Regions from separate parts of the Homo sapiens genome. Here region 2 is linked to region 1. A link is an interaction called in ENCODE POLR2A ChIA-PET data of the cell type or tissue named here. Cell type or tissue: K562. All regions are shown on one strand. Links, peaks and the distances in the headings refer to the core of each region. The heading gives the core; the rest is flanking DNA.

What was found. ChIA-PET counts read pairs that join two places held together with the same protein. Peaks named below come from ENCODE experiments on the same cell type or tissue, not always from the same donor. Only the 100,000 strongest peaks of a DNase experiment are listed, where the experiment ranks them.
Region 2: POLR2A ChIA-PET joins it to region 1 with 5 read pairs; 3 of 35 experiments call an interaction of 5 or more read pairs at or near these places.

Annotation. Positions count from the first base shown.
Region 1 is chrX:107,576,410-107,579,332 of GRCh38, reverse strand. It overlaps FRMPD3 (FERM and PDZ domain containing 3), which reads right to left. Exons shown (of 15, transcript NM_001388459.1): 13 at 2,874-2,923. Among named protein-coding and RNA genes, the nearest start is that of FRMPD3-AS1, 32 kb to the right of the region's middle. In K562, for the core only: no CTCF peak of the experiment used is centred there; a DNase peak (open chromatin) is centred at 1,192.
Region 2 is chrX:107,779,720-107,782,642 of GRCh38, reverse strand. All of the region lies in intron 1 of NCBP2L (nuclear cap binding protein subunit 2 like), which reads right to left. Among named protein-coding and RNA genes, the nearest start is that of NCBP2L, 3.4 kb to the right of the region's middle. In K562, for the core only: no CTCF peak of the experiment used is centred there; no DNase peak of the experiment used is centred there.

The DNA of each region.
Region 1 (2,923 bases), core at 173-2,672:
CTTGAAGGAAGGTGATGTTTTCACTTTCCCAGTTGCTGGTTTAACTTCATCCTTTAGGCCCAATAGGCTGAGCCCTGAGTTGGACTTGCTGACAGCCAGTAGCTGCTGTGGGACAAGAATAGAGCTGGCCAGACCTCTTCCTCCCTTTTCTGAGAGACCAGGACCTAACCAGGCTGTGGCTTTGGACCCTGGGGGAAAAGCCCAGATAAGGTTGGGAGGATGCCTATTCCCTATTGGCCTTTGTTAAGGAACAACAGTTGGCATTGGGGCTTCTGTTCTGGGATGAAAGTAAGGGCTGGTGTAGGAAACTGATCTCAACTTCGGACCTTGGTCCTAAAAGTCTACAATATCAGGAACGGATAATCCCTTCACTGTAACCTGAGCTGAGGTCTCCTCAGTTGTGCCCTTCCCTTCTTAGCGGCCATGAGACAAAATGTGCACACCAAGTCCTAGAACTTTGCTGGGGCAGTGGCAGCTCAGTGAACCCAGGTAGAGCTGTGAGGCTCACTCTGCCCCACTCCACCCACCAAGAGCACCTAACAGTTCAAAAAGCTAAGTAACAGGGCCCAAGATTTAAACCATGTACCTAGGGAGATGATGCCTAGTTCAAGTTCTCATGTTTCTGGCCAGAAGAGATGGCGAAGGAAGAGCAGAACTTTCTGTAGGTCTCTGCCCCTAAGCTGATTATTTCTACCCCAAGAGGGAGAAGTACCACAAAAACAGAGACATCACAGTGGTCCATCTGGCTCCCGCATGGACACAGAGGCCCTGTGCTAGAGGCAACATGAGCCCCCATCATTCTGCAGGCCGAAGGCGGATCTCAGAAGTCAGGAAGGTGGTGGGGGGTGGGGTGTTTTAAAGCCACACCTAGCCCATAGAGAATGCAAGAAAACAGATTTGCCTTTGGAAAAGCAACATGGCATGTTGGAATGTGTTCAGTGAGGCTGCACTGAAGCACATATCCCTCTTGTGCTTGGTGCCACTATCCCCAGAGCAAGGGGAATACTTGGGGCCAGCATTGGCTAGGGTGCTGATGGGATGACAAAAAACTGTTTGTTAGGTAGGGTGGGACTACAGAGCCACCTCCAGTGCCTTCTGAAAGTGGATTCCCTCCAAATAATCTTCACTGTCACATTTGGTCTTTGGCTGGGCTCCAGGTTCTTCACTTTATCTTCCCTTTTCATTTTCTCCCTCTCTAGCCTGTTCAGTAGGAGGTATAGTTTACTTGGATGTGATTAGAGAGAGGAAGAGCAGAAGTGACAGTGATAATGCTAATGCTGGCTTTTTCATCATTCGGCCATCTGTAGGTTTGCTAGTATGGCCGCCCCTTCAGAGCTGTTCACCTGGAGACTTGAAGCAACTCAGCCCCCTGGTTTCTTACTATCCTAAGTCAGCTCCTTTGCTTTTCTATGTGGAATCTCCTTCATATGCCTTGGGGCCACCTATCCTTTCCCAAATCTGTGTTTGGTGCATTGCCATTTAGTTCCTATGGACAATGTCATGAGATGTAAACTCAGGCATGTCATGATGATCGTGATGAAGAGACAAGAGGTGAGAAGATGTGTGTGGGTGGGGGGTGTCCACAGCCTTCTAGGTCTGGGCCATCCATCAGGAGTATGTGTCTGCTCTCAAACACCTCGATCGAGATCTGATCTGACTACTGTTTGTTTGTTTGTTTGTTTTTGAGAGGGAGTTTTGCTCTGTCGCCCAGGCTGAAGTAAAAAGGCGGGATCTCGGCTCACTGCAACCTCTGCCTCCAGGGTTCAAGCGATTCTCCTGTCTCAGCCTCCCGAGTAGCTGGGATTACAGGGACCTACCACCACACTTGGCTTTTTTTTTTTTTTTTTTTTTGAGACAGTCTCACTCTGTCACCCAGGCTGGAGTGCAGTGGCGTGATCTCAGCTCACTACAACCTCCGCCTTCTAGATTCAAGTGATTCTCCTGCCTCAGCCTCCCAAACAGCTGGGACTATAGGTCCACACCACCACGTCCAGCTAATTTTTGTATTTTTGGTAGAGATGGGGTTTCACCATGTTGGCCAGACTGGTCTCAAACTCCTGACCTCAGGTGATCTGCCCACCTCAGCCTCCCAAAGTGCTGGAATTACTGGTGTGAGCCACCATGCCTGGCCTATTTTTTGTATTTTTTTTTTTTTTTTTTTTTTTTTTTTAGTAGAGACAGGGTTTCACCTTGTTAGCCAGGCTGGTTTCAGACTCCTGACCTCAAGTGATCCGCCTGCCTCAGCCTCCCAAAGTGTGATATGACTACTCAGAAAACCACAGCCTTGAAGAAAGAAATAGTCAAGCAGCAAGGGCAAGTGGGTTGAGAGTATTCAGCATGTGAGGAGAGCAAACTACTGGATGTCAGTCTCAGCTTCACTCATTATTTCTGGGTGCTGGGGTTGGGGAGCACTTACTGCATCTACATGAGCCTTAGGTCTAATATGTGAAGTACCTGTTCTTTGAGCCACCTCCTTTTCATCAGACCTTTATATTCATTTTCATCTTCACTTCAACTGAGCCAGAACACCTGTAAGTTTCCTCTAGATCTCTGCACCGCTAAGTTTGCCTTAGATCCAATGCAGCCATTTAATTGGCTCTATTTATCATGTTTGCTATTTTAATAATACATTCATTGGCTGACTCAATCACAATGTTGTCACAGGTATCCTTTGTGAAACAAGTACATGTGAAGGCCAGCTGTCTTTCCCACTGGGCTGTGCCAGCTAGGATATAGTGGTACAGTGTTGGCTCCTGGCAAATCAGGCACTGTTGGCACGGGGTGAGCACTAAGGCAGAGAAGCTCTTCCCTCCATGTCTTCAGGGTCCAAAGGGCCTCTGGCACAGCAAAAACCAACCGAGGTTGAGCCCTACCTGCCTTGATCATTGGAGGTGGAAGTGGCTGGCTGGCAGGCCTGGAGAAG
Region 2 (2,923 bases), core at 181-2,680, 200 kb before region 1:
GTTACCAGGGGTTGGGTGGGGAACACATTGGGAGATGTTGGTCAAAGGGTTCAAAGCTTCAGTTACATGGGATGAATAAGTTCTAGAGATGTAATGTACAGCATGGTGACTATAGTTAACAATACTGTATTGTTCACTTGAAATTTGCTAATAGCGTAGATCTCACTGCACACAGACGCACACACACACAAAGATAACTATGTGAAGAGATGGATATGTTAGCTTGACTGTAGTCTATGTGTGTATATATGTGTGGGTATATATATATATATATTTATATATATATATATTTATATATATATATTTATATATATATTTATATATATATATTTATATATATATTTATATATATATATTTATATATATTTATATATATATATTTATATATATATTTATATATATATATTTATATATATATATTTATATATATATTTATATATATATATTTATATATATATATTTATATATATATATATAGCCGTGATGTACACCTTAAATATATACAATTTCAATTAAAATGTAAAATAAAAACAAAAAGTTTGTGGTTGAGAACATTAAAGCTCCCAAACCTGGCTACCTTTAAGAATCATCTGGGGATCTTTTAAAAGTATAGATCTCTGCCCAGTGCAGTGGCTCACACCTGTAATCCCAGCACTTTGGGAAGCCGAGGTGGGCAGATCACCTCAGGTCAGGAGATTGAGACTAGCCTGGCCAACATGGTGAAACCCTGTCTCTACTAAAAATACCAAAATTAGACAGAGCGAGACTCCGTCTCAAAGAAAAAAATATATATATATAAATATATATATCTCTCTATATATAGATATCTAGATATCTATATATAAATATAGATATCTATAGATCTATATATATAGATATCTATAGATCTATATATAGATATCTATATATAGATCTATAGATATCTATAGATCTATATATATATATATATAGAGAGAGAGAGAGAGATAGATAGATAGATAGATAGATAGATGATAGATAGATAGATAGATAGAATGATAGATGGATCCCAGGCTGGGTGTGGTGGCTCACGCCTGTAATCCCAGCACCTTGGGAGGCCAAGGCAGGCGGATTGCTTGAGCTCAGGAGTTCAAAACCTGCCTGAGCAACATGATAAAGCCCCATCTCCACAAAAAAAAAAAAAAAAAAAAATTAGCCGGGCGTGGTGGTACTCACCTGTAGTCCCAGCTACTCGGGACACTGAGATGAGAGGATCGCTTGAACCCGGGAGGCGGAGGTAGCAGTGAGGAGAGATTGCACGCCTGTAGTCCCAGCTACTCAGAAGGCTGAGTTGGGAGGACCCCTTCAGGCAGGCAGGCAGGCCAAGGCTGCAGTGAGCCGAGATCGTGCCACTGCACCCCAGCCTGGGCGGCAGAGCCAAATACTGTCCAAAAAAAAAAAAAAAAAAGCCGGCCTTCATGGCTCATGCCTGTAATCCCAGCACTATGGGAAGCCCAAGGCAGGCAGATTGCTTGAGCCAGGAGTTTGAGACCAGCCTGGGCAAAATGGCGAGACCTCGTCTCTACAAAATTTAGCTGGGCGTGGTAGCACACCCTTGCAGTCCCAGCTACTCAGAAGGCTGAGGCAGGAGGACCCCTGGAGCCCAGGAGGTCGAGACTGTAGTGAGCTGAGATTGTACCACTGCACTCCAGCTCTGGGCAACAGAGCAAGACCCTGTCTCAATAATTATAATAATAATAAGGCCGGGCTTGGTGGCTCCTGTAATCCCAGAACTTCGGGAGGCCAAGACGGGTGGATCTTAAGCTCAGGAGTTCAAGACCAGCCTGGGCAACATGGAGCAACCCCGTCTCTACTAAAAATACAAAAATGAGCCCTGCATGGTGGCATGTGTCTGTAATCCCAGCTACTCGGGAGGCTGAAGCACAAGAATCGCTCGAACCCGGGAGGCAGAGGTTGCAGTGAGCCGAGATTGTGGCACTGCACTCCAGCCTTGGTGACCAAGCAAGACTCTGTCAAAAAAAAAAAAAAAAAAAAGTGAACTTCCCAGGTGATTCTAATGTAGCCATCCTGGTGCAGATCCAAGGCCTGAAGTTTGGGTGGGGCTTAAGTGACACTGACTCAGGGTCAAGTCCCATTTCTGCCCCTTGCCAGCTGTGTAACCTTAGAAAACAATTCCATGTCTCCGAGAGCTATGAAAACAAGGCTGCCTCACAGGCTTGTGATGATGAATCAGTAGAAAATGACTATAAAGGTTTTAGCACAGTGCTTGGCATATAGTAAAGACTCATTCATCTAATATTGTTATTAATATATATAAGGAGGTTGGTCTAGAACTCTTCTCCCAGGCTGGAGTGCAGTGGAGCAATAATGGCTCACTGCAGTCTCAACCTACCCGGGCTCAGGTGATCCTCCCTGCGTAGCTGGGACTACAGATGCACGCTAGCATGCCCAGGGAATTTTTGTACTTTTTGTAGAGATAGTGTTTTGCCGTGTGGCCCAGGCTGGTCTTGAAATCCTGGCCTCAAGGGATCCGCCCACCCCGGCCTCTCAAAGTGCTGGGATTATAGGCATGGGCCACAGCACCTGGCCTTAGAACAGGGACCCCTAAAAATTCAGGGGAGGCTGGGCGCGGTGGCTCACGCCTGTAATCCCAGCACTTTGGGAGGCCGAGACGGGCGGATCACGAGGTCAGGAGATCAAGACCATCCTCGCTAACATGGTGAAACCTCGTCTCTACTAAAAATACAAAAAAATTAGCCGGGCGTGGTAGCAGGCACCTGTAGTCCCAGCTACTCGGGAGGCTGAGGCAGGAGAATGGCGTGAACCCGGGAGGTGGAGCTTGCATGAGCCAAGATCGCACCACTGCACTCCAGCCTGGGCGACAGAGCGAGACTCTGTCTCAAAAAAAAAAAAAAAAAAAAAAAATTCAGGGGATAGGCTGGGC